Regions from separate parts of the Homo sapiens genome. Here all the other regions are linked to region 3. A link is a loop called in an ENCODE intact Hi-C map of the cell type or tissue named here. Cell type or tissue: IMR-90. All regions are shown on one strand.

Region 1 (5,000 bases), 210 kb before region 3:
CCTTTAGCCGCCAAGTTAAGTTCTTTGCTTAAGTAACCCACCAGCTATTGAGCTGGACTTTAAGCCTTAGTTAAAACTTCCAGGGTCGTTTCCTTCATTTTTGATACATAGAGCCTGAATGTTTTCCCTATGGGAAGACTGAGGGCTAGTGTTTTAAGTAAGGATTGCTTTAGCAGGTTAAAGGCTCTTTTGAGCCTCAGGTTCCCAAAGCAGGTGGGGGCGAGTTTTAACTGAGTTTCTCTTATGAGGTGATATAAAGGGTGAGCCATTTCCCTGTACCTAGGTACTCACAGACTGCAAAATTCAGTAATGACAAATGAATCCCCTTAACTGTTAAAGGAAATGGGCTTAATCCTTCCTTTATCTGGTGCTCTGGTTCCTTCTGATAAGATTAGACCTAGGTACTTTACTGAAGTTTGACAGAACTGAGCTTTAGATTTTGAGACCCTATACTCCCTTTCAGCTAAGAAATTGAGGAGAGCCTCAGTGCCTTTCTGAGACTTCTTTGATTGGGGCATGGAGGAGAATGTCATTTACACACTGCAAAGTTGTAACTTGAGGGTAAGAAAAACTAGAAAGATCTTTAGACAGAGCCTGTTTCAGCAACTTTATTTTGATATCAGGGGCTGCCTAAGTAATGAACCTGTTTCTTATTGAATTGGGAGATAGGGAGGTATATTTTATTCAAGCTTCTCTCAGCCTTTCCAAAAAGGCAGAGGGGTTTCCATCTGGTTTCTGGTTCAACAAGGACAGTTTAGAGTAATTAAGAGGTTTTGTTCTGGTTCTTTGCAAGCCTTTAACATGCACATTAGAAAGTGTTTTCTTTGCCATTCGTTTGTGGGATCACTAGGGCTCCAATTACACTTTTTAAAGGGGCACTCTTTCTATTGAGAATGGGGATCCTGTCTCTCTTTTACCCTTTTTTTTCCTTTAGACTTTTTCCTTTCAAGAATTTTAGACTGCCAGCCTGGCCAACATGGTGAAACCTCGTCTCTACTAAAAATACAAAAAATTAGCTGGGTGTGGTGACACACACCTGTAATCCCAGCTACTCAGAGGCTGAGGCAGGAGAATTGCTTGAACCTGGGTGGTGGAGGTTGCAGTGAGCCGAGATCACACCACTGCACTCCAGCCTGGGCGACAGAGTGAGACTTGGTCAAAAAAAAAAAAAAAAGAATTTTAGACCGGCTATAGGAGATATGCTGTTTATCTCTGAATGTTTCTGCTGCCTATAAGGCTTTTCTGTGACAGAGTTTGGCTTAAAAGTAACATAGCATCTCTATGTTAGATTAAACACTTGGGTTAAATTTTGGAAAGCCTCTATATACGTATCAGGGTCATCAGAAAATCTGCCCAAGCTGTCCAAGTGTCTCTTTATTTCCCTAAGGTCCTGTAATGAGAAGGGAACATGTACCCTAGCGGTACCCCTTCCATCTGGCATTTCTTGTAGGGGTAGGAGTGAAACTGGGCAATGCGGAGTTTCAGAGATGGTGGAGCTGGAGGAGCTGATGGCACAATTGGAGGGGTCGCTGGATAAGGGAAACTGGAAGGACTGGGGTACTTAGAAGCCACCTCCAATGGCTCCTCTAAAACCTGCTCTTCTTAGGGGAACTACTCTCCATAGACCTGCCTGATATGATTGCTAAGAGGGCTGAGGTGATTGTGCAATGCTTGCAAAGGTCTGGGTTGTCTTGCAGGGCAGAGAAAGCCTGTACATAGGGGACCTTGGACCATTTGCCCTTCTGTCTACAGAAAAGATCTAATTGTTGGATAAGATTAAAGTCAAGGTTTCCTTCAGCTGGCCAGGTCTGTTCACTCTTGGGATGGTAAGACGACCATGCACTTGGGCAAAATAAAATTAGTTTTGGGGTCAAAGGAGTTCAAAATGCACTCCAGAGGTGTGCAGGCTGAAGATGGCTTGCTACCCATCCTAGAAAAGAGACAAGAGAAGAGGCATTCCTCAGTCTCCTTGTTCTTTTTGGTATGACCCAAGGTAGAGGGGAAGACAATGGGAGCGTCCCCCTGACTGTTCCCCTCCCTGGTCCCTGGGTCCCAGCACTGTGTGTGCCACCCAGTGGTTGCAGGCATGACCCTCAAACCATGGTCCCAGAGAAGCTAAATAATGGGGATAGTCACGCATACCCATGTAGCCTTTGTCCCCTGCCTGGTGATTGCCGTTTGATCTTCCAGACTTGTGTGACCTGCGTGGCTCCTTGATGGGTGAGTCTTGAGAGAGATTATGTAACAGTTGCATTTGAGCAAGGTCCTTTAATGGAGGGAGTATACTGGACTGAGCTTCATACTCTACTATTATGGACCGGACTAGAGAATGTATTCTTAGGTGGCAGTTCTAGTTAACTTCCAGACATAAAATCCCCTTTCTATTTAGATGCCATTCTAGTTGTAGGCGGAATAAGTGTCTCAAAAGAACATAAGGGTCAATTGGTGGGTGGCCTTCCTGCTAATGGAGAGTTGGTCAAAAAAAAAAAAAAAAAGAATTTTAGACCGGCTATAGGAGATATGCTGTTTATCTCTGAATGTTTCTGCTGCCTATAAGGCTTTTCTGTGACAGAGTTTGGCTTAAAAGTAACATAGCATCTCTCTCTATGTTAGATTAAACACTTGGGTTAAATTTTGGAAAGCCTCTATATACGTATCAGGGTCATCAGAAAATCTGCCCAAGCTGTCCAAGTGTCTCTTTATTTCCCTAAGGTCCTGTAATGAGAAGGGAACATGTACCCTAGCGGTACATGTTGAGACTAAAATTTGGTTTTGGAGGACATATTTCTCCTCATTGCTGAAAGCAGAGATCTCCTGCTTGCAGAGGGGGCATAACGTCGGTCTCTAGCAGATGTAAAAAAGAGAAGAACTGGAAAACTAGAGGCTTTTGGCAAAGGGCATACAAGGTCGCCCAGGGAGGGAATTCTCATCCCACTAGGTGGCGCTGTAAGCCTTGAAATACCAGGCAGTAACTTTGCCTCCATATGCCCTCTGAACAAAGGACAGAGAGGGAAGTCTGACATGTGGCAAGTTGTTCCCAGCATACCTCCTAGCAGGAGAAAGTTCATTTGTCTCATAGAGGGGCTATCCAGTACAACTGGGCAGTATTGGCTCCCCACATGGGAAAGGAAACAGCCCAGGTGGAAAGAGAGATGTTCGCTGGGTGGGGCATGACCTCCTACCCAACCCCAGGAAGTGCTATCATTAGGAGTTAAGTAGTCTTTGAGATCTGGATCATGAAGTCCCCCTGTCTGTAGAAAGTCACGAAAACAGCAAACTTTGACCTGCATTCCTGATTGCTAAGGTGGTTGCTAAGCTTGCCTAATTGAATTATTTCCCCGGGATGTAAAAACTCCTACAGCAGTGCATACAGAGACGGCACAAGAGACATGGTGACTGTGGAAAGGAAAGGAGGAAACTAAGGTTCGCATAGGAAAGCTTGGTGATCCTATGGCCGACACCTGGTTGGGCAATTGGAGGCTGGGGTCAGTCCAGGAGTAGCCCTGGCCAGAAATCCTCAGTTGCTCCAGGACCTCTTCCAGACCCATGCAATAGCAAAGTTGTGTGTGACAGAAAACTAGTTTGGACAGAGCCAACATTCCCAGCACCATGAGGGCACTGGGGATGGACTAAGTCCTCCCCAGCAAGCCTCACATTTGAGTCTTTTAAGACCGGCAGCTAGCCCTTGTGGCTCATTAATCAGCAGACAGATACCTTGTTTTTTTGATAGTTCTTTGAGAGAATAAAAACTGAGGATGAGAAGCCTCAGAAGTGAAAGTAGAGAGTCTGCTCCCTTACCCTTCTGATTAATTCACCTTCAAATCCTGGGCGAGCCCCCAAAATGAAGCAGCCTCATTGTCTGGGGTAAACACCAAGGTTCTTGGTCTCATGGCCAAGGAAATTGAGGTTGCAGACAAACCCACACAGAAACTGGAGCAGGAGTTTAACAGGTAAAAGGAAAGAACAGCTGTCAGAGAGGGGTCCCCAGTGGGTTTCCAGTAAAAATGTCAGGGTTTTTATACATGGGCTACTGAGGAAGGGGGCATCTTATCCTCCTAGGGCCTGAAGCTTTAGTTGGGACCAGGTGTGCTATCTGCATAGAGCATGAGTTTCTATCAGCCTTTACCTGATTCCTTGACAACCTAGGCAGACTCTTAATCTGTGTTGCTGTGTGCTGCTTTGTGTCACTTATTTGGGAGGGAGAGTTTCTGTGACTGTTCCCAGACATTTTTTTCCAGCTGCAGGTATCCCCCTCCAATATCCACTTCTGGCTTCCCTAGCTTAGTGTGCCTAAAGGAAAGGAATGTGCTTATTAAGGCCCACTGTTTTTACTGGGGCCCACTATATGAGTGTGAAGTTTGGTGATTACCCGGGAGACTCACCCCCTCCTTCTGTGCCCCAGTTGTTTATCTGTGTTTTACAGCCTCATCTTCTTACCTGTCCATGTGCAGCCTGAGTTTTTTCCAAGGTTGTTTTATTTTTTGCCTGTTGCTGTGTGACTTTTCAGGCAGGCTGCTTCTGCAGTCTGAATTTTTCCAATCATTTTTCCCTTTCCTTCTCCCTCAAAAACAAGTTAGGTAAGCTTCATTCAGGCATGAATTACAGTGCTATTGCCTGTTAGTTCAATGTTAATGAACCAACAATATATATTAAATGTACAATTAAATAGAAATACACAAAACTATGCATTGATCAATTGTTTAAAATGCTATGAACAGAGCCTTGCAGGAACCTAACTCTGTATTTCCCCTAGGAGCAATGATTAGTAACTAAAGTATGGGAACTTTATAGAACATAACTACCATGAATAATGAGAATTGACTGTACCTTAGTCTACAACCAGATTATAAATATCTTGAAGAATCTCTCATTCATCTTGTGTGTAACACGTAGTGCACTATAGTGCAACATGTAGTACAGTTAAATTCATTGACATTTTCTAAAAATTATTCCTTGATACCAGCGAATAGACCTACTTGTTTTCAGATTTATATGCCTTT
Region 2 (5,000 bases), 60 kb before region 3:
GTCTTCCCTCTCCTTCAAGCCCAAGTTAAATACAACCTCCTCTGAGCTCCCACAGAACAAACAGAACAAGCAGCTGCCATTGTGAACAGTTTATATTATTTGTCAATTATACCTCACTAAAGCTGGAAAGATATAAATAAAAAGAAGAAAACATGATTATCTAAAGGTATATTTTTCTTTCCCAACTATTAAAAAAGAAAATTTACAAAGCATTTTTCGTTCATATTTTTATTCATTTGTAGTAGGGTTTCATATTTTCCTTTCCTATTAAGAATGCGGGAAATGTGTGGGCCAGGCACGGTGGCTCACACCTATAATCCCAGCACTTTGGGTGGCCAAGGCGGGCGGATTACAAGGTCAACAGATCGAGACCATCCTGGCCAACATGGTGAAACCCCATCTCTACTAAAAATACAAAAATTAGCCGGGCGCGGTGGCAGGTGCCTGTAGTCCCAGCTACTCGGGAGGCTGAGGCAGGAGAATCTCTTGAACCCGGGAGGTGGTGGTTGCAGTGAGCAAAGATCGCACCACTGCACTCCTGCCTGGCGACAAAGCAAGACTCTGTCTTAAAAAAAAAAAAAGAATGCAGGAAATGTGTTATTTATTTGCATCCCTCATAACAGCAACCACTATGTTTCTTCATTGTAGCAGGTGTTTGGTGTTAACTTGTTAGATGGAAAAGACATCAATATTTCTACTGAATGGAATATTTGCTGAAGGAATATAAGACAGTGGCTCAAATGACTCATGTATGTAACTAGAAGTCTTCTCATCCTGCTTCTCTTGAGTTACTGGCTTTGAGGAATGAATACAGCTATTCTCTGGGGAGATCTGATCACTAAGTACAGATTGTTAGTCAGATAACTTATCATTTCAACACTCCAATATATACTTTCTCTCCTCACAGTATGTTGCCATGTCTCATCATTTCCCAGAAAAGCCAAAGGTCTTCTCCCTAAGACCTCAGTCTTTGCAACCAGACCAGCGGACAGTGGGCAATCCCTCTGATGGGCAGCACTTCAGGATGTGCATGCTTCCAACAGCTGTGTCAGAAAGGACACTCCCCCGGAAGGTTTAACAATGTGGAGGGCTGGACACTCAGTCTGTATGGACTTATCTCTGGGCCACTGCTCAGTTTCCAGCCATAGGAGGAAAAGTCTTAATGTATCCCTTAGGGTCCCTCTCTCATAAAGGCTACTACTACTAGACCATGAAAATATTCATGTTTTAAGGTAGAGGGGTTGAAAGAAAATGAAAGTATAGCTATTAATCTCATGCATGTTTTCCCAGAAAAATAGTCCTAACTAGACCAAACAGCCAGCTTCATACTGTGAAGTCATGATAAGGTGAGTGGTTAAAGGGCACGGGCTATGCAATAAAATATCAGACAGAGCCCTAATTGTGCTACACATCGCACACAAGGTCCAAAGGTGAGAGGTCTGTTCTGCTTTTAAGATGAATGTTGTTAGTGCCATTCAGTTCACCACTAATGGGTTACATGACAGCAAGGTAAAGATTTATTAGCTACTCATAAAACAGAAAAATTTTTGCACATACCTCATCCTGTAATATATTTGTATATCATTTTTATATGAGCTTCTCATGTGCACCCTTCTATATCTGCACTTACAACCAGCAAACACATGATGCATTGGAGCAAGTATATAAATCACGAGGGGAAATTCCAAGAGTAGAATTTTGATGAATCAGATCCAGTTATTTATTGTATTCATATTTTTTCTTATACAAAATATATGGCTACAAAGATATTTGATGTACAATATAATACTGAAAATATGACATGCACATAGACACAGAAAAGGCATGTAAAGGTGGGTAAAGGATCCAAATTCTATTGTCTAAGGGAATTTTCAGAAACAATGTAAATCAAGTGATGGTATATAATCAAATCATAAGCCCATATGAAGGAGAAGAAAACTTGACTTAAGACATTTCTTTTATATATTGAAGCTGCAAAAGGAAGAACTGAAACAAGGTTTGTTCTTTTTTTTGGTTAGGATATTAGAGGGCCCTCGTGTGGTTACCATTGGTCCCTGCAAATCGGTAAAGTAGAGCAGTTTTTAGTAATTCTTAGTTCAGCCCTTTTTCTCCAGGCACATAAAGTATATAAATCAACTCTCTCAAAAATATCCTAATTTTAAAGAATACTAGTGAGGATTCCATAATCCCATATCCCTGGATGGATATTTTAATGTAATATAGAAAACTTCACTTAAGAAATTCTATCATCTCATACCAGTTAGAATGGCAATCATTAAAAAGTCAGGAGACAATAGGTGCTGGAGAGGATGTGGAGAAATAGGAACACTTTTACACTGTTGGTGGGACTGTAAATTAGCTCAACTATTGTGGAAGACAGTGTGGCGATTCCTCAGGGATCTAGAACTAGAAATACCATTTGACCCAGCCATCCCATTACTGGGTATATACCCAAAGGACTATAAATCATGCTGCTATAAAGACACATGCACACGTATGTTTACTGTGGCACTACTCACAATAGCAAAGACTTGGAACCAATCCAAATGTCCAACAATGATAGACTGGATTAAGAAAACGTGGCACATATATACACCATGGAATACTACGCAGCCATAAAAAATGATGAGTTCATGTCCTTTGTAGGGACATGGGTGAAGCTGGAAACCATCATTCTCAGCAAACTATCACAAGAACAAAAAACCAAACACCGCATATTCTCACTCATAGGTGGGAATTGAACAGTGAGAACACTTGGACACAGGAAGGGGAACATCACACACCGGGGCCTGTTATGGGGTGGGGGGAGGGGGGAGGGATAGCATTAGGAGATATACCTAATGTAAATGATGAGTTAATGGGTGCAGCACACCAACATGGCACATGTATACAAATGTAACAAACCTGCACATTGTGCACGTGTACCCTAGAACTTAAAGTATAATTAAAAAATATATATATATATATATAAAGAAATTCCACATTTAACCAAGTTATATTCATTTCTTCCTGTGAGGCTGAAAATGGGTGTGCAAATGGGCTTATCATCTTCCTGTCTCGAACATTTTAGTACATTATCAACACCCTCTCACCTTCCTCTGAGTCAAAAAATCTTAAATTTCGTCAGTTTTGCCTCATATATCCTACCTTTTTAAATTTGTGATTTAGGCTGTATGTATTTCCAGAGAAGCCCTGTCAACATTCGAAAGCTTTTCAGCCTCTAAATCAAACTCAAAAAAAAAAAAAAGAAAAAATGCTTTAAAAAAATCAGTCAAATTCCTCAAACCATCACATACTAGAAGCTTCTATCAACCAACAGGTCAGTCCCCAAAACGCATGACTCACCTCACCCGCACTGTGGCTGCGTTGCCTTGTCAGGTGTTGCCGATGAACCAGCGCACTTGTGGGTCTACTGCTCTGAAGTGGGAGCCGGGGATCAATGAAAGTGGTGGTGCGGGAGTTGTGGTCCACAAAGAATGCCTAGGATACAATACACTGAGTCAAATACATGCCGCTCACATGTCTTAGCTGACTTATAACATCAGACGGTCAGGAAAAGACTCACTTCTGAGTCACAATCTTAGCTCTATTTTCTCATAATTTTCAATCTTTGGGGAAATTTCTCCTTACCCACACAGGACAGATCAGATTAGAGAAAGCCAAGCTTAGATGAGATCCAGAACGAAGAGAGCAGGAAGGAACATTATGCCTGGTTTTAGGAAATGCTCCACGAGATAGTCACCAAAGACATGATCCAAGAAGGAAGCCAGAAGAATGGACATTTAGGCTTCTCTTAACTGATGGTCTTTGAGCTCTTACTGTCATATGTGGTTATTATAAAGTTCTTACCACCTTGAAACTTAAAAAAAAAAATTTTTTTTTTTGAGACGGAGTCTCGCTCTGTCACCCAGGCTGGAGTGCAGTGGCGCGATCTCAGCTCACTGCAAGCTCCACCTCCCAGGTTCATGCCATTCTCCTGCCTCAGCCTCCCGAGTAGCTGGGACTACAGGCGCCCACCACCACGCCCGGCTAATTTTTTGTGTATTTAGTAGAGACGGGGTTTCACTGTGTTAGCCAGGATAGTCTCAATCTCCTGACCTCGTGATCTGCCTGCCTTGGCCTCCCAAAGTGCTGGGATTACAGGCGTGAGCCACCGCGCCTGGCCGAAACTTTTAAACATCATTGACTTCTCTTCTTTCTTCCTTCTCCTATACAGTAAGCCACAAAATCCTTCTCATTTTCTCACTGTAGTGTCCTCTATTTGTCCCCTCCCAGCCTGAACACCACCCCATTATTTTGGGACTTTATTTTATGTGTGTAAGTGCTGGTGGCTTCTCAGCTGCTCCACATCTCTATCACCATAGTCATTTAACTGGCCCGTTACTATAAGAATATTCTTTCTAAACACTTCAATTACATCACCACCCCAATACAAAGCTTCTCATGGCTATCCATTGTCCACAGAAAAGACATTCCCACTCTTTGGTCAGTTTTTCATTACTCTTTAACAGTCTGCCTACATGCCTTTCCAGTTTAGTCGCCCATTACACACCCATACAAACTCATCACATACCGTCTAGAACTTTGGGTAAGTCACTTAAGTTCTCTGAGCTATATGTTTCTTACAAAAACATGTCTCCTTCATTCCTGACATTTCTCCCCCATAATGTGTTAGAAGAATGGAAGCCATGTCTGTCATGATCACTGCAGAATCTCTGATAACATGAAATCATGAATGAGCATAAACCATTTACCTCAGCATTGCAGTAAGATGGACTACAATGTAGCAAAGCATTTTTTGGTCTGTTTGTTTAATTCTAAAACTATACAAGTGCTATCTATCATTATCCTTAGGGGCCCAATGTTGTAAGTTTTCAAAGTAAAATTGACTCAAGGTAATAATGAAACCCATTATCTTAAGTACAATTAGAAATTGTAAGTTTTCCATGATCAGATAGTTAATTAGGTCATCAAAGATGAAAGAGGCTATTAGGAGAGCC
Region 3 (5,000 bases):
GGTTTCCTTATTTTAAGAGAAAGATATGATAACTGAAGAAAAATCCTCTTCCAGGAATTTATATCATTACACTCTTCCTACCAATGAACAAATACTAAATCTCAAAAAAACAAAAGTTGTTATGGGGTAAAAATATTGAGTCCTTATATTATTTATGTGAGTCACTATCCAATAATTCATAATTTAATAAGCATCATTGGCCAGAAGATTTTTACTACGTACCTGCCACAGCACATGGCCAGGAAGCAATGTGCCAGAAAGTGCAAGGGAATCAAGGAAAGGTTTCTGGTCTAGTGGCTGTTCTGTAGTGTAGCTGCTGAGATGCCAATCACAGGCATGGCAAAATACAAAAGACACACACTAAAAAGGAAGAGCACCAGGTCGAACAGCATAGAGAGCGTAGAGAAGATGAGAGAGGACATGGTGGAGTCAGAAAGGTGTCATGGAAAAAACAGGTCTAATGGATGAGCAAAATGGGGCTAGAGAGAGTTAAGGAGTGGCAAAAGCAGGGAGGCACAGATGAAGCATGCTGGGTTTGAAGAATGGCGAGATGACCTACGCAGGAATTCTAGCTTTACTATTACTTTGCCTCCCTGAGAACTCTTCTGCAAATGACTTTCCTGAACACAAACACAGATTACTGGTTATTTCTGAAATAGTAGTAGCTGGACAGACCTGAGCAAACTTTACTCTCCCACTTGCTTTTTTCCAAGACGAATAGCATGTAGTCTGCAAGAACAAAGCTAAGTAGTGTGCACGAGGACGGTCCGAGCAGAATAAAGTGTGGTAACATGCATGGGGATTGAATTCTCTGGACATGAGCTCATTGGTATCACACTCTTCATGCTGGGGAAGCAAACATCCGTGGCTCTGTCTACAGGCAGCACCTCATAGATCAAATCAATGGTTAGCGAGTGAGCAGGCCATTTTTCCACAGAGAGAAGTGCATTTTTATAAGATATCTTCCCCTAACTCTGTCTCAAGTTAGGATGCCATCTTCTTTTCCTAAGGTTTTAATAGTCGACTAGGTAACAGACAATGAGATAAAAAAAATGTGACTGCTTATTTTTTTTGGAGGATGATGATAATCATGCCAACTTTGCTAGCTGACCCATTTTGGGTGTTACTTTATTCCTTGCTATAACAAAAATCTCCAACCCAGATGACAAAGTAGAATCCCTGAAACTAAGATCAATGTATCTCGAATTGCACAAAAGTAGATTTTGTGGGCATGATCCAATCCCCCCACCCCCACCAGTGCTACAGAGCTGTGTGTCGCAGGAACAAAAAGCTGAGGGGATTTCCACAGATCACCCATTACAAAACCACACACGCTGGTCACTAGAGAGGAAAACAGTCCTGGACAGAATGAGGAGTGGTTTGCGTAGGGATGAAAACTAGCTGGATCCTTCAGCAGGACATCAGTGAAGATTCCTGCCCCTAAAAATATCAGAATGTTCCACTCTGAGTGGGAGTTTTCATCTTTAAATGTTATTTAATGTTTTAGAACATCATACAAGATTTTTTAAAATGGTGTAACTAAGCAACATCCCCTCTGACAAAGGGGGAGAGCAGCATTTTGATTAATATATTTGAATATTTTGGTTATTGGAAGAGGTAACGGAAGAATGCTCAGAAGGATGGAAAAGGGAAGTTGGTGCCCAGGGGCACAGGCTTCTGTTGCACCTACAATGTGTAACCTCTGACTGCAAGAGGAGCATTTTTTTTTTTTGTAAAAAGCTATTTCTGAGAAATATATACAAAGGCAGGTGGAAGTAAGCACAGGCACGATGACTGATTAGGGAGGACCCCAGTGATCCACAGAGCCCAGCCCTCCTGTTCATAAGCAGGAGAGATGGAGGACATGGACCAAAGAGCAATGAATGAGTCCATCTATCCTAGCTGCTTTTTCCCACAGCCTGATGTGGCAGGCAACATCTCCCCCTGCTGGCCTCAAATTATGGGAAAAAAATAAAAAAATATATATATATAAAATATATATTTGTATAGAAACATTTTAATATTTGCATATACTTATATGTATCCAAATATATAATATATGTTATATATCTATCTACCTCCATTCTTTTGGGCTATAAAAAGAGTATTTTGAATTCACTAATCGAAAGCATGTTGCCTCAGAGGGCAGTGAGCTAGGAAAAGGGAAAGGCATCCTGTACGAACCTGTAAGGACCTGATATCGGCTGAGCCAGGTCTAGCCTCAGGAGGAAGAGAACAGAGGATGAGCGGCATCTGCTCTCTGAGGTCCCTTCTGGACAGCTGAAGCCAGTCATAGATCATGGCAATATAAGGGCCCCTTTTGATAATCTTCAGGATACATTTGCTTATAGCATTGCTAAAATACAGATTTAGCACTCTGTATTTGAATATTCTTTAAACAGAAAAGCCCCATTATTTTCAAATTTTTGACTTACTAATTTTCATAAATACAAATGAAGATGTCCCTCAGGGTAGCAGCATGCCTGCTCCCCTCTACCATGGGTTGGAGGGTGGTCATTTGTGAGACGTCACTTTGGGCATATTCCAGGGCAAGTTGGGGAGGCGGAGGGGCTTTGAACAGTGTTTAGGAACTTAAACCTGTTCTCGAGTAAAGGGGTTTCTGTAACTGTGAAATTCTGACACTGCATTTAAAATCAACCATTCTACCACCTGTTTAAAAGAAGAATACATTTCTGGGTTTGTATATGAATAAAATATTTCCAGATAGATAACTTGACACTGGTTGTAGTGGTTGCCTTCAGGGTGGGAAAACTGGCAATTGGACATGAAGCTGGGGAGACGTTTACTTTCAATTTTTATACTTTTTAAACATTATACTCTTTCGTATATTACCTATTCAAAATTATTTTTTAGAAAAGCAATCACAACTCAGCTGTATTAACCCTAGGCATTTATATAAGATTATATTTCAAGCCCTCTCTGCAAAAAGGTTCTACAAGCCACTCCCTGCAAGAAATGGTTTTGCCTCAGACTAGGATCTCATCCATCATCTTAAATAGCTACACGATTCACTCAGGCAGTAGTTAACAGCCTGTTCCTATTTAGAGAGTCTGGATTTTCCCCAAGTTTCTAGAAGTTGAATATTTGAAGCATAAAGATGGATGGAATAAAAATGTCCTTCTTCCTTTAATCATATCTATTTTACTTAAAAGGTAGAATAATCTTAAAGAATCAAGCTAATCGTAATTTATTCTAGAACATGACTTTCACCATTGTCCTATGTGTTTTCATTAAACTATTAATATTATGATTCTTATTCACAGCTTTACTCTTCATGCTTTTGAGGAAATTTACCCACATGCCAGTGACATGCTCACTTGTCAGTTACATGTCACTGGAAGTTGTCTTCTCTTTAACAAGGGCCAGTGGAGCCTGAAATGGCCAGGCTTTCCTCTGCTAAAACTCAGAAAAACAAAAGGGACAATATCCATGCAGATGTGGCAGAAACCTAATAGGACTAGAGAACTAACTGGGCCTAAAATATAAAGTGTGAAGATGGGGGATGAAAAGCATTAAATCTCCATCCAAGGGGCAAAAAGACCTTTCTGATATTGGTGGGAGGGGACTTAGGAATGGTGAAAGTTACAGAAAAGGCTCTGATAGTAAAAATAAGAGACCGAGGCCACCCCATCTACACCAAATAAAAAGGCACCCATGACACATCTATTCTGGCAAGGTACCAACCTGAGCACCACTCAGAGAAAAGACTCTCACTCACAGTTGTCACTTGCATACTGTTTCCTAATCCTATATACATTTCCCAGGGCTGGGATGGGTAAGTATGTGAAATCGCTATGTAATTTATACAAATATCAGTGTTTTGTCATATTCCTCAATGATCACATATCAATTCAGTACATAGCAATGTAGGATGAAGTTTAGTACTCTAAGCTCACTCATTGATACAAGATTTAGTGAGCACCTAGAATAAGACCCAGCACAAAGGTAGCACTCAATGAATATTTCAGGATAGATGAGGAGATAGATGGACAGATGGATGGAAGGAGGGAAGGAAGAACAGAAAGCAAATATGAATAAATGAATGACCACAACCCATAAAAGACTGTATAGAATGAAACAGACATTCTGGCCTGCCAGTACTTTTGAAACCTCTTAAATTTTAAAACTCACAAATGCATACTGCACAAATGACCCATTCAGGTTCTGTGAGCCTGAGCTCTCTTGAATACTTGACTGTCTTATGACAAGTAAGTGTAGATGAAGCTGGCCCTCCTCTTGAATGCCCTGAGGCTCATCTACCCACATTTATACTTGGTTTTGTCCTTCAAATCCATTCAGGTAAGCCCTATAATGAAATAAATTTGGACTACCTGCCTCCTCTGGGGATTTATCCAGACAAACTAAAGCCATCTTAAATTCACAAATAGCCTACGTAGTGCTCAAATCCAGGTTTTCCCTGGAACTTTAATAGATCAATTTTCAGAGATTTTTAAACCTTTGTTTGGACTTCTGGTGAGTTAAAGATAAACAAATTTCCTTTCTGCAGATAAAAACAAACATTTTTAAATACTTTGCATTTTCAGGATTGGAGGTGGAAAATATTTTAGAAACTGTCTAATCTCTTCACAATTTTAAAAAAAAGTTCCATGCAATCAGCTCCAGAGATTCAACCAACATTCCATTGTGAGTCCCTTTAAGAATGCTCTAGCCAGACAATGGGTTTTAAAAATGACATCCAGCCGGGCACGGTGGCTCACGTCTGTAATCTCAGCACTTCGGGAGGCCAAGGTGGGTGGATCACTGGAGGTCAGGAGTTTGAAACCAGCCTGGCCAACATGGTGAAAACCTGTCTATATTAAAAATACAAAAATTAGCCGGGCATGGTGATGCATACCTGTAATCCCAGGTACTTGGAGGCTGAGGCAGGAGAATCGCTTGAACCCAGGAGGTGGAGGTTGCAGTGAGCCAAGAACACGCCACTGCAGTCCAGCCTGGGAGACGCAGCAAGACTCCGTCTC
Region 4 (5,000 bases), 120 kb after region 3:
GCACAGTGGTTCATGTCTGTAATCCCAGCACTTTGGGAGGCCGAGGCGGGTGGATCACGAGGTCAAGAGATCAAGACCAGCCTGACCAACATGGTGAAACCCCGTCTCTACTAAAAATACAAAAATTAGCTGGGCGTGGTGGCACGCACCTGTAATCCCAGCTACTCAGGAGGCTGAGGCAGGAGAATTGCTTGAACTGGGAAGCGGAGGTTGCAGTGAGCTGAGATCGCGCCACTGCACTCCAGCCTGGTGATGGAGCGAGACTCCGTCTCAAAAAAAAAAAAAAAAAAGAAAAGAAATGTGGGGTAAAGTTTATACCCAGAACTCATGCTTTTCTCCTCTGTTCAGACACTAGAAACAGGCCATTAATTTATCTCTGATCTTTCTAACATCCAAAGAGTTACAAGAATCACAGACCCATTCCCCATCCATAAGATAAACAGAAATGATTTCCTGATGGTTGGGCGCAGTGGCTCATGCCTGTAATCCAACCACTTTGGGAGGCCAAGGCAAGAGGATCACTGAGGTCAAGAGTTTGAGAGCAGCCTGGCCAACATGGTGAAACCCCGTCTCTACTAAAAATACAAAAATTAGCCAGGCGTGGTGGCACATACTTCTAATCCCAGCTACTTGGGAGGCTGAGGTGGGAGGATCCCTTGAACCCAGGAGGCGGAAGTTGCAGTGAACCGAGATCACACCGCTGCACTCCAGCTTGGGTGACAGAGCAAGACATCGTCTCAATAAGTAAATAAATAAGAAATGATTTATTTCTTATTTGGAGAACTTTCTCCAATTGGTCTTCATGGTGTAGGAAGTATTAGTCTCCATTCTTCTAACTACATCAAATACTATAGTGTTGTATTACCATTTTTATGTCATCTCATTGGCCTAACACCAATAGGCCCAATTCAGGAACAAGCATACATAGCTCAGTAATGGTACAACACTGTGTTGTCCATTACAGGAGCTCCTAGCTACATGTGGCTATTGATCATTTGAAATGTGGCTAGCCTAAAATGAGATATGCTGCAAGTATAAAATGCACACCAGATTTTAAAGAATTAGCACAAAAAAATTAAAATATCTCATCAATAAGACATATTGATCATAAGTTTTTACAAGATTATAAATGGTAGTGTTTTAGATATACTGAGTTAAATAATACATACTATTAAAATTAATTTCATCTGTTTTGAATTTGGCTATTTTTAAAAATTAACATGTGTGGCTCACTAGAATGGTGCTGGATAAACAACTATACTCCCAACTCAGTCCAAGGGTAAATTTAGACTTAAATTTTAACTCTTAAAGCCATGTCTGGGCTTCCTATTTTCCAAGTAATTCTTTATAATGAATTTCTTGTAAGAACTGGCAACAGAAAGTTCAAGGTAATATCCACTAATATAAATCTGACCTTGAACATCTGACATGTGATCCAGTGCAAAGCCACTTTGGAAGGGTTTCATCCTTTTATGAAGATGAAGAAAGCTAACCAACATGAGCACCTGCACAAAAGACCACTCCTCTCCTGCATGGAGGGTGGTGGAGGGATCATTTCTGGGCAAAATCTTCCTCAGAAAACAATTCTGGGATTTTTCTATGCATGATCAAATGAGTGACTGACCCCAAAGCACTAAAAAAAAAAAAAAAAACATGGGCCCAATAAATGTAGCCTGGTATATTTCCAGAGCAGGGCTTATCAATGGGAGACTGCCCAATAAGATAATCTTCTAATTTGAGCAAATCAATGCCAGGGCTGGGAATACAAAAAATGAGACTAAACCCCATCTGTAAGAACCAGTGAGACTCCATGATGAAATTGTGGCCTCTGACAAAATTTTTTTTAAAGCTTATTTTCTGTAAAATTTGCTTTTTATAGCAGTTCTGTTCTAAGGAATATGTTTAGGCAACTCAGCAAGACCTTTGTATTTGTTCTGCCTACAGAGACCATGTAAGCAAATTAATCCACTCACATAAGAAAGAAGGGGTAGGCTTCATTCCTCTTTAAGGACACAGAATTTCAAGATCTCTAACACCAAGAGTTTGGGTTCTCTGCAATAAATCAGTAGTGACTCTTTCTTCTTTTACATCATATCAGTTTAGGGTCTTGGACTGGGGTGATGCTAAAATGCATCAGACAATTACTTCTAAAGAAGACTTTGAAAGAACGCAGCCAACTACATTAGTTTTAAGCATGTGAACTAAAAGTTTGAGTAGAAAATGAACTGCCTCAAAGCACTTCAATATCGGCTAAGACTGAACCCAGGATGGGGTGTGCTGTGGAGTACAAGCTTTAGGAAGCTCTTCCTAACACTTAGGAAGGAGAGTATTGTAATTAGGAAGAGTATTGTAATTAGGATCCATACAGAGCATCTCAGAGAAAAATTCTGACTGTCTGACAAAAGATTCCTGATTAATAATGACATCTGTTGATTTTAAATGCAGCTTAAAATATCATCTGCTTTAACAGTCAGTGATAGCTTATATTTAGTTACTTTAACAGAGTTCTATTTTCTTATAAATTATATTACCTAAAAGTCATGTTTTCATCAGGAAGCTCAGGCAAACGAGGGTGGGACCTGCAGTTTAGAACATCCAAAGCTCACTAGCCCCACCTAATGACAGCACACCTAGATTTCTGGAGCAGTTCGGGGATAGAGAATCAATATAACCTTGAAAGTTGAAACTTCAAAAACAAAATTGTGACGTGGAGCTTCATGAAAAGCTCCATGTAAGACTGCCTCACATTCAGAAGGCAAAAAACCAAACTGGAAATTGTCGGCCTAATTTTACCACAAAATAATAAGAGTTGGGGGAACAGAAAAAAGAAATACTTCTATGGGTTTTGTTTGTTTGTTTGTTTGTTTTTGAGACAGAGACTCACTCTGTTGCCCAGGCTGGAGTGCAGTTGCACGGTCTCAGCTCACTGCAACTTCTGCCTCCCAGGTTCAAGCAATTTATGGCTAATTTTTGTATTTTTAGTAGAAACAGGGTTCCACCATATTGGCCAAGCTGGTCTCAAACTCCTGACCTCAAGCGATCCGCCCGCCTCGCCAGATTTATACATGCATAATACATGTATAGTTACTTTAATGTATAGCCACTTTGATGTATAAATAAGGTGAAATGATACTATAGAGCAAAACTATTTTGTAGCTTGCTTTGTTTTCACACAAAATGTAAAGTGGGCATTCATATTAATAAACATGAAACTATATCAGCCTTTTTAATAGCTATTTAACATTCCACTGTATGATGTATATACCATAATTTAGTTACACAATTCCCTCAAGATGGTCATTTAGATTACTGTTGTAAACTATGCTGTAAACACACCCTCACATTCATTATTGCACACTTGCCTGATTATTTCCTTAGGATTATTTCTTAGAAGCAAAATAGCTGTATCCTAAGCTGTTGATGAGTGTTACCGAATGCCTTTTGAAAAGGAGGCATGATAAGCATTCCCATATCTGCAGTGCAGAGAAGGTAGCTATTTTCTTCCAAATACCTTCACCAACACTGAATGTTATCCATCTTTGGAGGCAGCTTAGTGGATAAAAGTATAGGTTCTAGAACTAGAATTTTATAGCTGAGTTCAAATCTCAGCTCTGCCATGCTCTATGACCTCTGGAAGGCTACTCAACATTTCTGCAGATTTCTGTTAAATGGGGATTGTATCATTGTACCTACCTGAAAGGGTTATTATTAGAATTAAATGAGTTAATATGATATTTGATGTACAATAAACACTTAATAAGTGTGTACTTATTATATGAGATATTGTCCACCTGAAAGGTAAAAGCAAATCTCATGTTTCGGTTTAATCTGTATTCATTTGATTATTTCTGGGATTGACCACAGACCCTTTTACTTAATTTTTTTTTTTTTTTGAGACGGAGTCTCACTCTGTCACCAGGCTGGAGTACAGTGGCACAATCTCGGCTCACTGCGACCTCCACCTCCTGGGTTCAAGAGATTCTCCTGCCTCAGCCTCCCAAGTAGTTGGGATTACAGGTGTGTGCCACCACGTCCAGCTAATTTTTGCATTTTTAGTTGAGATGGGGTTTCACCATGTTGGCCAGGATGGTCTCGATCTCCTGACCTCATGATCTGCCCACCTCAGCCTCCCAGAGTGCTGGGATTACAGGCGTAGGCCACAATGCCCGGCCCCTTTTACTTAATTTTTATTAACTTTTTCTAAAGTAGTCAATCATATCATTTATAAATAATAGTGATTTCTATATCTTCCTGATTTATTTTTCTGAGATAACTACATTGGTTAGAACTTCTAAAACAAAGGTGAGTGATAATAGTGGTCATAAATATCCTTATCTCATTTATGACTTTATGATAAAAGAATTTTAAAAATATTTCAAACATCAAAATAATAAAATGTTGTAATTCAGACAACTTTTTCCATATAGTTTTCTTATAAACAGTCCTTTAAATACAAACTCTGGATTGCTTCTAAATTGTGACATTCTCTTTTGGGAAAAAAGTACTAAACATTTTACATTAAAACAATCTTTTTTAACTAAATTGAACACATACTTTTAATAAAGACCACAGTAATTTTTAACACTGGAAATACAAAGGATAAAATAGAAAATTATTTTATTCTTGCAAATTAATTTGCAAGACAAAAGAAATTCAGACAATAATGCAGTTTGTACAATAACCCAAAATCAATTATTTTGTTAAATAATATATATGATATAAATAACAGAAAAAATTAGAACACCATTTGCAATAAAAAATATTGAGCCCTTTAACTTTAAGGATAACATTTTCATCTAGTATTCTTGACTTCTTGTGTTTTCGACCTAAAACAGCATATACATTTGGAAAGGAGACTCAATTTTTCACAATTCATACCCCTATACTCCCACACCCTGAGAAGGCATATAAATTATTTCTAGATATGAAGGTCTTTAATATAAATCATGCCCCTAAATTGCTAAGCCCCAAAATGAGGAATACTGAAGTCACAAAACATT
Region 5 (5,000 bases), 420 kb after region 3:
TTGAAAATTCTTTTCTTTACAAATGCTGAATATTGGCCCCCACTCTTTTCTGGTTTCTGCCGAGAGATCCACTGTTAGTCTGATGGGCTTTCCTTTGTGGGTAACCCGACTTTTCTCTCTGGCTGCCCTTAACATTTTTTCCTTCATTCCAACCTTGGTGAATCTGATAATTATGTGTCTTGGGGTTGTTCTTCTCGAGGAGTATCTTTGTGGTGTTCTCTGTATTTCCTGAATTTGAATGTTGGCCTGCTTTGCTAGGTTGGAGAAGTTCTCCTGGATAATATCCTGCAGAGTGTTTTCCAACTTGGTTCCATTCTCCCCATCACTTTCAGGTACACCAATCAGACGTAGATTTGGTCTTTTCACATAGTCCCATATTTCTTGGAGGCTTTGTTCGTTTCTTTTCACTCTTTTTTCTCTAATCTTGTCTTCTCACTTTATTTCATTGAGTTGATCTTCAATCTCTGATATCTTTTCTTCTGCTTGATCGATTTGGGTATTGATACTTGTGTATGCTTCATGAAGTTCTTGTGCTGTGTTTTTCAGCTCCATCAGGTCATTTATGTTCTTCTCTACACTGGTTATTCTAGGTAGCAATTTGTCTAACCTTTTATCAAGGTTCTTAGCTTCCTTGCATTGGGTTAGAACATGCTCCTTTAGCTCGGAGGAGTTTGTTATTACCCACCTTCTGAAGCCTACTTCTGTCAATTCGTCAAACTCATTCTCCATCCAGTTTTGTTCCCTTGCTGGCGAGGAGTTGTGATCCTTGGAGGAGAGGAGGCATTCTGGTTTTTGGAATTTTCAGCCTTTTTGTGATGGTTTCTCCTCATCTTCATGGATTTATGTACCTTTGGTCTTTGACGTTGGTGACCTTCGGATGGGGTCTCTGAGGGGACGTCCTTTTTGTTAATGTTAATGCTATTCCTTTCTGTTAGTTTTCCTACTAATAGTCCCCTCTGCTGCAGGTCTGCTGGAGTTTGCTAGAGGTCCACTCTAGACCCTGTTTGCCTGGGTATCACCAGCAGGGGCTGCAGAACAGCAAACATTGCTGCCTGTTCCTTCCTCTGGATGCTTAGTCCCAGAGGGGTACACACCAGATGCCAGCCAGAGCTCTCCTGTATGAGGTGTCTGTCAGTCCCTACTGGGCGGTGTCTCCCAGTCAGGATACAGTGGAGTCAGAAACCCACTTGAGGGGGCAGTCTGTCCCTTATCAGAGCTTGAACGCTGTGCTGGGAGATCTGCTGGCTCTCTTCAGAGCTGTCAGGCAGGGACATTTAAGTTTGCTGAAGCTGTGCCCACAGCCACCCCTTCCCCCAGGTGTTCTGTCCCAGGGAGATGGTGGTTTGTATCTATAAGTCCTTGACTGGGGCTGCTTTTTTTTTTTTTTTTTCCAGAGATGCCCTGCCCAGAGAGGAGGAATCTTGTGCTTGGTTTTTTGGCATGGTGGTGCATGCCTGTAATACTAGCTACTTAGGAGGCTGAGGTGGGAGGATGACCTGAGCTAGGGAGGACTAGGTTGCATTGAGCTGTGATTGCACCACTGCATTCCAGCCTGGGCAACAAAGCAAAACCCCATCTCTTAAAAAAAAAAAAAAAAAAAAAAAAAAAAAAAGAGGCTTGGCATCCTTGGAACTAGTTATAACAGAATTGAATACTGCTTGTCCTCTTTTATGCAGTTGCAGGTCACTGGGCCAGAGGTTTCTGTTTATTGGCTTTCTCTTTCTCCTCTACACTTGTCTGAACTCCCTGAATAGAAACACCTGACTGTCTACTAAAATGCCAAGTGGTCCTGCTAACTCTCACTCTTCACATTAGCATACTTACCCTGAACTGCAAACAGGATAAATTTGGGGTATGATCTTCAGGGTTATGATTAGACTTTTCATGCTTCATCTGGTTGCCCTGATACCTGCTAGACTTGTTTAGGTTAAGGCTGAAAAACGGGCAGCAAGAAACACATACTAGGGTCCAGCTGCCCTTCTTTCAATGCTGATGGGAGCCGCACAAACAGAGCTTATGGATCTGATTGCTCAAATGTGGAGGGCGAGACTGAGATTTTTTTCTATTGAAATGTTGAAAGTTAGACAAAACATATTAAGACAATTAAATTTTATGAAATACAGTCCTAAATTTATAGAAATGCACTGCCATCTACTGCATATAAAAAATCATTGCAGGGTATGTTCCTCCCACTGGAATTATTTATAATCAAGCAGTCACACACACTGAAATGTACATGAATTTATAAGATGTGGCAACTGCCACAAAGAACTCATTTAGACTTTTATAACCTTTAATTTTCTTATCTGAAATGTTCTCAGTTTTCCATTTTGTCTCTTTAAATTCTATTTTCATATTTTCATTGAATTAATTCTTGCAATTACATTTTAAATCTTATAATGTTCTCATTCTTTGAATTCCTTCCTTTTAATAGCATCCTCTTATTTCATGTGTATGGTATTGTCTTATCTGGGGATATGAACTGCGTTTTGTTTTTCTACTTCCTGCACCAATTCTGTTCCCTTTGCGTTCCTTCCTCCCCTCCCATTGCTTATATGGATCTCTCCCAGTCCTGAAGCGTTCCTCAGTAGTCTGATGATCGTGAGCTGTCCACTAATGCTGCTAGCAAGGTGCCAGCAAGCTGACAGCAGTGCGAGGGATTTGTTCACAGGCAGGCTTCTCTGGCCAGGATGGGCTGTTTCATTGAGAACCCTCAAACTGCCAGTATATATATGAGCATTTTTTTCTTGGACAGGATTTCTCAGAAAGGAACCCTTTAACTTCCTGCTTAAAGGATGTTAAATAGATGCCAGTTTTCTAGGAGCTTAGGAGGAGAAGGCAGCTGGGCATCTCGCTGCTCAGTGTGTAGACGTCCACTTAATCCTCTGCTTTCAGTATAACACTCTGGCCTTCATCTCTGCCTGGTATTCCCGAATCCAGAGGTCCTGATTCCACAACTCCAGAAAATAAGACCACCAGTGTTCCATGCGGGAGTGGGACAGTTTCCATAGGTGAAAAGGGTTAACTAGGAGGGTCTCACTGTGGCTTAACAGACTTTCCACTGCTCCCATTTTTGACCACACTTCACCTGTCTTTGGAGGAACCTAGTGGACAAGCTTTAAGGTCTTGAATCAGCTTGCTTCTGCCCCTCTCCCCACCACCTCCTGTGGGCACTCAGCTTTCATTTTTCTGTAGTTTATTTAGTTACCAATTGCCCATTTGCTTCCTAGTTTCTAAAAATTATTTTGTCGTCTCTCTGTTATCTCTTATTCTTTTTGGCCTGGAGTTTATATTGTCTTTTTTGTTTGCTGTGTTTTGTTGGTTTTTGGATTTTGGAGGTAAAAGTAACTGTGTTACTTTTGAGATGGAACAGGGACCCCTCTTAGGGGCCTGCAGCCTGTCCCCGCACCAAACAAAATTTTTTTAAAATCTTGAATTCCTTAAAAAAAAATTCCAGATACCTAGCTAGCCCTAAAAAATAACATAATGAACAAAAAGATAATAACTTAAAACAATAGCCAAAAAAATTAGTCACTGGATGGTTTGGGTCTCTATAAAAACTAAAAAGAGCATCTTATAACATACGTCCCTAAGTTGTTTTTCAAAAAACCAGACCCGCCACCAAGTGGATCCACTGACACATAAACCTCTAGTAAGGGGGAAATGAAGATTAAATGCTGCCACTCCTTGCTCTGAATTTCTTCCTGAAGGGTCTAAAAGAAGTCATACCCAAGAGCCAGGGCCAACATTCTTTTCTGATGACCCCAAAATTTTAAATAAAGCTTCTCTTCCTTAACCAATTACAAATCAAAAAAATCTTTAAATCTGTTACCTATAAGCCCCCACTTCAAGATATCCCACCCTTTTAGGCCAAACCAATGTATTATAGAACCTCCATGTATTAATTTACAATTTTGCCTATAACTCTTGCTTAAAATGTACCCCTGCATTTAAAAACCCTTCCTTATGAGCCATTGAAGAGGTCAGGTCCTAAGCATAAACTGCCCAATTCTCCTTGCTTCAAGGTGCCTACAAATAAATGCCCCCCTTTCTCCTGCTGAAAACCTTGGTATGGATGTTTGGCCTTACCATGCTGGGCAAGCAGACCCCAGTTCAGTTTAATAACATTGTTGAGATTTTTCATTAATTCATTAGTATTGGTATTTATTATAACTTCTAGTTTCCCTCCATGCAAATTTGACCATGCCTTATATTGTCACCTAAGTCGTTAATGAACATGGTGGCATGTCATTTGCAGTTTCTCTCCAGTCTACATCAGTCTGTCAACATGCATTCTTTGAGTTCGGTCATTCTACCGGCTGAAGAACCAGCCACACTTTCCCATTCAATCCATAAGCATATCACAGCAGTCTTCCTCACAGACTCTGCTAAAACCCAGATACATAAAATGTAAGATAGTCCTCAGAACCACCAGTCTAGTACCAAGCAAAAAGAGTGTATCTCCTAAAAGATTGAAGTGGAAGTTATTATAGAATCAAGGATATCCTGATCAAAGAATCAAAGAATCTATCTGGATTCTAGAATGAATCCAAGGGTGAGAAGGCAGCTGGCCTTTTTGCTTGGAAAAAAAGAGTAAGTATCCTAAGGAACATCACTTCAAAGAACACACAGATGGCTGGAATCATGCCAGCACTAACATGCCCAAGTGGTTTCCAGAATCCACCTTTTGCCCACTTAAAAAATTCAGTTCATTTGGTCATTTTCTTCTGAGAATGCCTCAAAATTCTAATTTGCAGTTTCATAGCATAGCCATTAGTATAGGGACTATGGGCCTGGAGATGCAGTTCATTTCTAGTCCCCCCTTACTCATATCCTCACCCAATATCTTGGCCATTAACTCCTTTCCTACCCTGTTCAGTATTATGTTGGAGTATATATTCTTTCAATATGAACTATAGTATTATAATACTATTAGCTTTACAACACCACAGCAGGAACATTCCTCCTGTTCTTGCTCTGAATGATTTTGAAAAGCCTGT
Region 6 (5,000 bases), 670 kb before region 3:
TATAGCTGCTCTTGCGGTAAAATACTTTAGTAGAAAAATGTTCAGTCAAATGATCAATTCATAGGTAATGTGAATTTGCAGGTGTTCTTTACCTACATAGTAGAGAAGCTTTTTGTCTCTTTCCGCTTTCCATTTTTCCTCTGCAGAGGGAATTATGCTTTATTATGCTTGGAGTCGGAAAAGGAATGTGAAGCCCTTGGCCTTCAACTGTTGGTTACCACCGAACTGTCACACTGTTTGTAGCTACTTATGTAGCTCTCTCACAGTTTACCTTTTCTAATTGAAAAGCTGATTGTGTCTTCCTTGTAACTCTCTCAGAGCAGGAAATGGATCATATTTTTATGCCGCCTATGTCTCATGTCTTCTTTCCCTTCCCCTTTCCCTCCTATCTTCTCACTCCCCTCATAAAGCAATTCAAAACTGCATGCTTACAGGCCTTTAAACAAATATTTTGGTATATTAACTCAGTGCACTTCTACTGAAGATGACTCCTTACATTATTTTGCTTGCATGTGAAGAAATATACTTTGCACTGTGTTATAGAGGAACATAGCTTCTTGATGAAAGGGGCTAGGGAAAGATTTATTTAAATACTTTATCAATATAAATGAAACAATACATGGTGTGTTACTACATTATAAAATGAGATCAGTAAAACAATGTAAGAAAACGTAATAATAAGATAGTATAATATACACATAACGTATTCTGTGTATATATACATTATAAGGCAGTGAGATCATGTTTTCTATTCCCATGGACCTTTTTTAGAAAAGCATATCATATTTTCATAATTTTTTAATGTTTGGAATATACTGTTTTTAAGATTTTGATTTTATGGTGTTTCAAGAATATAGAAGTTATGAAAAAAAAAGAAATAAGAGAAAAGTAAATTGTATATTAAAACAGAAAAAAGATTTGGGTTTTAAATTAGGATAGTCTATAGTTTTTTTCTTTTTTTTTTTTTCAACTTTTATTTTAGATTCAGGGGGTACATGTACAGGTTTGTTACCTGGGTTATATTGTGTGATGCTGAAGTTTGGGGCATGAATGATCCTGTCATCCAGGTACTGAGCATGGTGCCCAACAACTAGTTTTTCAGCCCTTTCCCTCCTCCTTCTCTCCCGTTTTTTCCAAATAAAGTGAATAATTGAATGTATATAACATCTTATGAAAGCACATACAGTGTACATATAGAATTTATTTTCAAGCAAATAATCATGCCAGTTAAAAATTGAAAATCAGAAAGGTATGCTAAAGTTAAATCACTGAAATATATTAAGAAAAAAGTTCTTTAAATTCACTGTAAATATAATTTCATGGAATATATAATTTCTAAAACAAATTCTTAAATCTTTTTCTGTGAAGATTTTTGCGTAAACACAAGTACTTAAGGTTTTTTAGTTAACTGATATGTGTGTGAAAGTGTTGGATGTTAGTGCAACTGACATTTTTCTTTTTCCTAAAAAAGAAATAGATGTTAGGGGTTTTAGTTTTTTAGGAGTTATTTTTAATTATAGCTTTTCTTTTAAAAAAAAATAAGAAAATATACACTAAAATATGGGGAGAAAAAACTTTTAAAATTTAGCAGCAGTCATAGAAGAAATTGCAGAAACCTTAATAAGTTTCATTGCATGTACATGAAAACATCTATACATGAAAGGGAAAACATGATCAAAATAAAAAGGAACAGAACTGCAGGGTTTTTGCAGAAAATGTGACTGAATCATGTTATGTAAAAGCTCATATATGTTGGAAAAAATATTGAGACATCAGGAATAACTTTAAAAATATGAATTAAAAATAAAGTAAGACCTTTTATTTATTTAAAAATTTATAATAATGTGAATGAGAGTGCTATGATCATACTGCTGGTGGCAGTATAACCAAGCTTAATTTCTCTAGAAATCAATTTGGAAAGTAAGTATATGACAAAACCTGAAAAGTGTTAAAGTTTTTATAGTTTTTCCCCTCATCTTGGAATTCATTCGAAGCAAGTAATCAAAGATAATAGCACAAATTGGAATTAAAATGTTTGCATATTGTGTTTCAGACTGCAAACAGGCTGGGTGCAGTGGCTCACACCTGTAATCCCAGCACTTTGGGAAGCCGGGGTGGGAGGATTACTTAAGGCCAAGAGTTTGAGACCATCCTGGGCAACATAGGGAAACCACCATCTCGACAAAAAATTTAGCCCAGTGTGAGGTCGGGCACGGTGGCTCACGCCTGTAATCCCAGCGCTTTGGGAGGCTGAGGGGGGCTGGATCACCTGAGGTCAGGAGTTTGAGACTAGCCTGGCCAACATGGCGTCTCTATTAAAAATACAAAAATTAGCTGGGTGTGGTAGCAGGTGCCTGTAATCCCAGCTACTTGGGATGCTGAGGCAGGAGAATTGCTTGAACCTGGGAGATGGAGGTTGCAGCGAGCAGAGATTGCGCCATTGCACTCCAGCCTGGGTGACAGAGCGAGACTCTGTCAAAAAAATGAATAAATAAAATTAGCTGGGTGTGGTGCTGCGCACCTGTAGTCCCAGCTATGTAGGAGGATGGCTTCAGCCCAGGAATTTGAGACTTCAGTGAGCTATCATTGCACCACTGCACTACAGCCTGGGCAACAGTGGAAACCTGCCTCAAAAAATAAATACTTGAAAAACCCACAGACAAATGCTTGTGAAAATCTTAAAGCTAGAATTCATTTTCTTCCACATGTGACATTATTTTATTGGTTTGTCAACTAAAATTTAATTTATAATTGCCAACTTTTAGGTTTTTTTCAAAGTTATACATGAATATAGTTTAAAGAATCAAATAGTTGTGTGAAGTTTCTTGGGGGGAAAAATCAGTCCCCTGTCTGTTCCTTTCATATTCTGCCTAGAGAGATAAGGAACCCCTTAATTCCTTTAGTTGATTATTTTGCTATTCATTACCATGTCTCCAGATAACATGTTCATTACTTGCAGCTGATTTTCAGTTCTAACCATTATCTATTTAATGAAGAATGATTTTAGTGCTCTTTCACTTCTGTGCATACCTTCCTATTTCCTGTACTCCAGTTTCTCCGTACAATTTTCATTGTAATTTTGGTTTAGAACAGTAATTGGGGTTACATTTTTATGCTATAAATATTATTTTATACAATGTGCCATTGTAATAAATGACTACTTTCCTGCACAACTTTGTTTTTTCTGGTAATAATTAGCTTGATTTTTTTGTCCTTTTATTTAATATGCATATATTAAAAGACCCCAGCTCTGTGTTTCTGAATGTAGCTATATAAGAAAGGGGAATGTGGTCAAGACTCTATGTTCAAGAATTTTATGTAGTTTTAAAAAATTAATTGGACAGAAAGCTCCCATGTTGGGGAATAAGTAGCCTCTGTGTTGTCTGAAACATAAAAAAAGTCAATGTTATACAAAGATTGACTTGGAGATTTTTTGATTATTTTTTTCCCATGACGTCATGGAAAAGAAGGATCATTTTAGCTGGCAGTTTTTACAATGGCAAGCTGGTATAAAATCAAGGATGTATAACAGTGACAAGACACTGAAAAAGGGAAGGGTGAAAATGCATGGAATAATAAAGATTTGAGGTAGTGCAGCAGTAGCTATTTTTAGAATAAAGACAGCTGTCAGTGATGAGTGGAAAGAGAACAATAAGCTGTTGCCAGGCTGGAGTATAGTGGTACGATCACAGCTCACTGCAGCCTTGACCTCCCGGGCTCAAGTAATCCTCCCACCTGAGCCTCCCAGGTAGCTGGGACTACAGGCATGGGCTACCACACCTGGCTAATTTTTAAAACATTTTCTGTAGAGATGGGGTTTGGCCATGTTGCTCAGGATGCTCTCAAATTCCTGGGCTCAAGCCATATGCCTGCTTTGGTCTCCCAAAGTGCTGGGATTACAGGTGTGAGCCACTGCATCTGGCTGGTTAGCACTGTAAGTCTGCTTCATAATGCATGTAACTAAAATCATAAACATTTTAGTAGCTTCAAAAGACATCCCAACGACTGCATTTACTAATCTCAGATGTTTGTATTCACAAATAGCAGAACAGAGGTAGCAATATTACAGGTAGCTTTCTCCAATATGGTTCCAGGTTCCCTGTAATGAAAGGCTGAAAAGCAGAAATGCAGGTAATTGTTTTGACATTTGATGAGAAAATGTAGGTTTGTACATGAATGTATAGAATACAATAAAGATAGATATGATGTGTTGTTGATTGATTTGATACTTTAAATCAAGGTATAAATGTTTATATTCTCTCTCAAGTTAGTGAAACAGGAGAACTGAGTTAATGCCCAAGCTTAATTAGCATGCACTTAACTTTTTACATGAATGAATCTCAGTGGAAAGATTGGGTTGCCTGAACTGTGCTTTTATTTATTTATTGGAAGAGTTGCAGTGGCATTCCAAACTGTGAATATGATTTCCAGTAGATTAGATAGCTGGTGAAGTAGGGGGATGAAAAAGCAAACCATGAAGCTGTAAGAGGATTTTGTGGTCCCTGCTGAGAACTCATTACTAAAATACTTTTTATCCCTTGAAGAATATTCTAATGTCAGTGAAACTGGTAAGGTGTAGTGAGTCTTTCCAACTTCTGCTCAGATACTAGTGAATTGGGTGCCTCCTGCAATCTAGAGCAGGTCTTGGATGTGCTAACGATGCATGTGCTCTTGTAATATTTTGTTAGCATTCTTTCAAAAGAGTCACAACAGAGAGACTCCTCCCCCTCCACCATACTTTTTGTAATTTAAGTGAAAGATACATAATACTACATCTAATAATGGTAATACCTTAGGTTAATATATTTAATTGCTTTACAAAGCAGTTTCGTATACATTGGTTTATTTGGTGGATAAGTGTAGGTATTATTTTCCCTGTTTTGCAGAGAGAAAACAGTGGCACAACCGGGATGAACTAGAGACAGAGGTTTCTGATTCCTGGTTCTGTACTGTATACAAAATACCACATTTAATGGATATACGAGAAGTAGGGACAGAAC

Evidence for each region. Peaks named below come from ENCODE experiments on the same cell type or tissue, not always from the same donor. Only the 100,000 strongest peaks of a DNase experiment are listed, where the experiment ranks them.
Region 1: a loop joins it to region 3, with 4 times the contacts of the local background. A loop is called at or near these places in 24 of 110 quality-filtered maps.
Region 2: a loop joins it to region 3, with 2.3 times the contacts of the local background. A loop is called at or near these places in 6 of 110 quality-filtered maps.
Region 4: it touches region 3 in a loop (11-fold over the local background); 14 of 110 quality-filtered maps call a loop at or near these places.
Region 5: a loop joins it to region 3, with 7 times the contacts of the local background. A loop is called at or near these places in 3 of 110 quality-filtered maps.
Region 6: a loop joins it to region 3, with 6 times the contacts of the local background. A loop is called at or near these places in 8 of 110 quality-filtered maps.

The regions. Positions count from the first base shown.
Region 1 is chr2:196,128,590-196,133,589 of GRCh38, forward strand. STK17B (serine/threonine kinase 17b) reads right to left here. Exons shown (of 8, transcript NM_004226.4): 8 at 4,994-5,000. Among named protein-coding and RNA genes, the nearest start is that of STK17B, 40 kb to the right of the region's middle. In IMR-90, a CTCF peak has its summit at 2,937 (motif pointing right); no DNase peak of the experiment used is centred here.
Region 2 is chr2:196,275,183-196,280,182 of GRCh38, forward strand. It overlaps HECW2 (HECT, C2 and WW domain containing E3 ubiquitin protein ligase 2), which reads right to left. Exons shown (of 29, transcript NM_001348768.2): 15 at 3,346-3,480. Among named protein-coding and RNA genes, the nearest start is that of HECW2-AS1, 18 kb to the left of the region's middle. In IMR-90, a CTCF peak has its summit at 2,048; DNase peaks (open chromatin) are centred at 799, 2,029, 3,539 and 4,539; H3K27ac peaks cover 382 bases.
Region 3 is chr2:196,335,596-196,340,595 of GRCh38, forward strand. The region is part of intron 3 of HECW2 (HECT, C2 and WW domain containing E3 ubiquitin protein ligase 2); the gene reads right to left. Among named protein-coding and RNA genes, the nearest start is that of HECW2-AS1, 78 kb to the left of the region's middle. In IMR-90, a CTCF peak has its summit at 1,926 (motif pointing left); a DNase peak (open chromatin) is centred at 826; H3K27ac peaks cover 1,016 bases.
Region 4 is chr2:196,451,160-196,456,159 of GRCh38, forward strand. All of the region lies in intron 1 of HECW2 (HECT, C2 and WW domain containing E3 ubiquitin protein ligase 2), which reads right to left. Among named protein-coding and RNA genes, the nearest start is that of HECW2, 140 kb to the right of the region's middle. RefSeq lists an enhancer at 2,842-2,941. In IMR-90, a CTCF peak has its summit at 2,613; a DNase peak (open chromatin) is centred at 2,602.
Region 5 is chr2:196,756,915-196,761,914 of GRCh38, forward strand. No RefSeq gene overlaps it. Among named protein-coding and RNA genes, the nearest start is that of GTF3C3, 40 kb to the right of the region's middle. In IMR-90, a CTCF peak has its summit at 2,166 (motif pointing left); no DNase peak of the experiment used is centred here.
Region 6 is chr2:195,662,838-195,667,837 of GRCh38, forward strand. All of the region lies in intron 1 of SLC39A10 (solute carrier family 39 member 10), which reads left to right. Among named protein-coding and RNA genes, the nearest start is that of SLC39A10, 8.1 kb to the left of the region's middle. In IMR-90, a CTCF peak has its summit at 1,895; no DNase peak of the experiment used is centred here.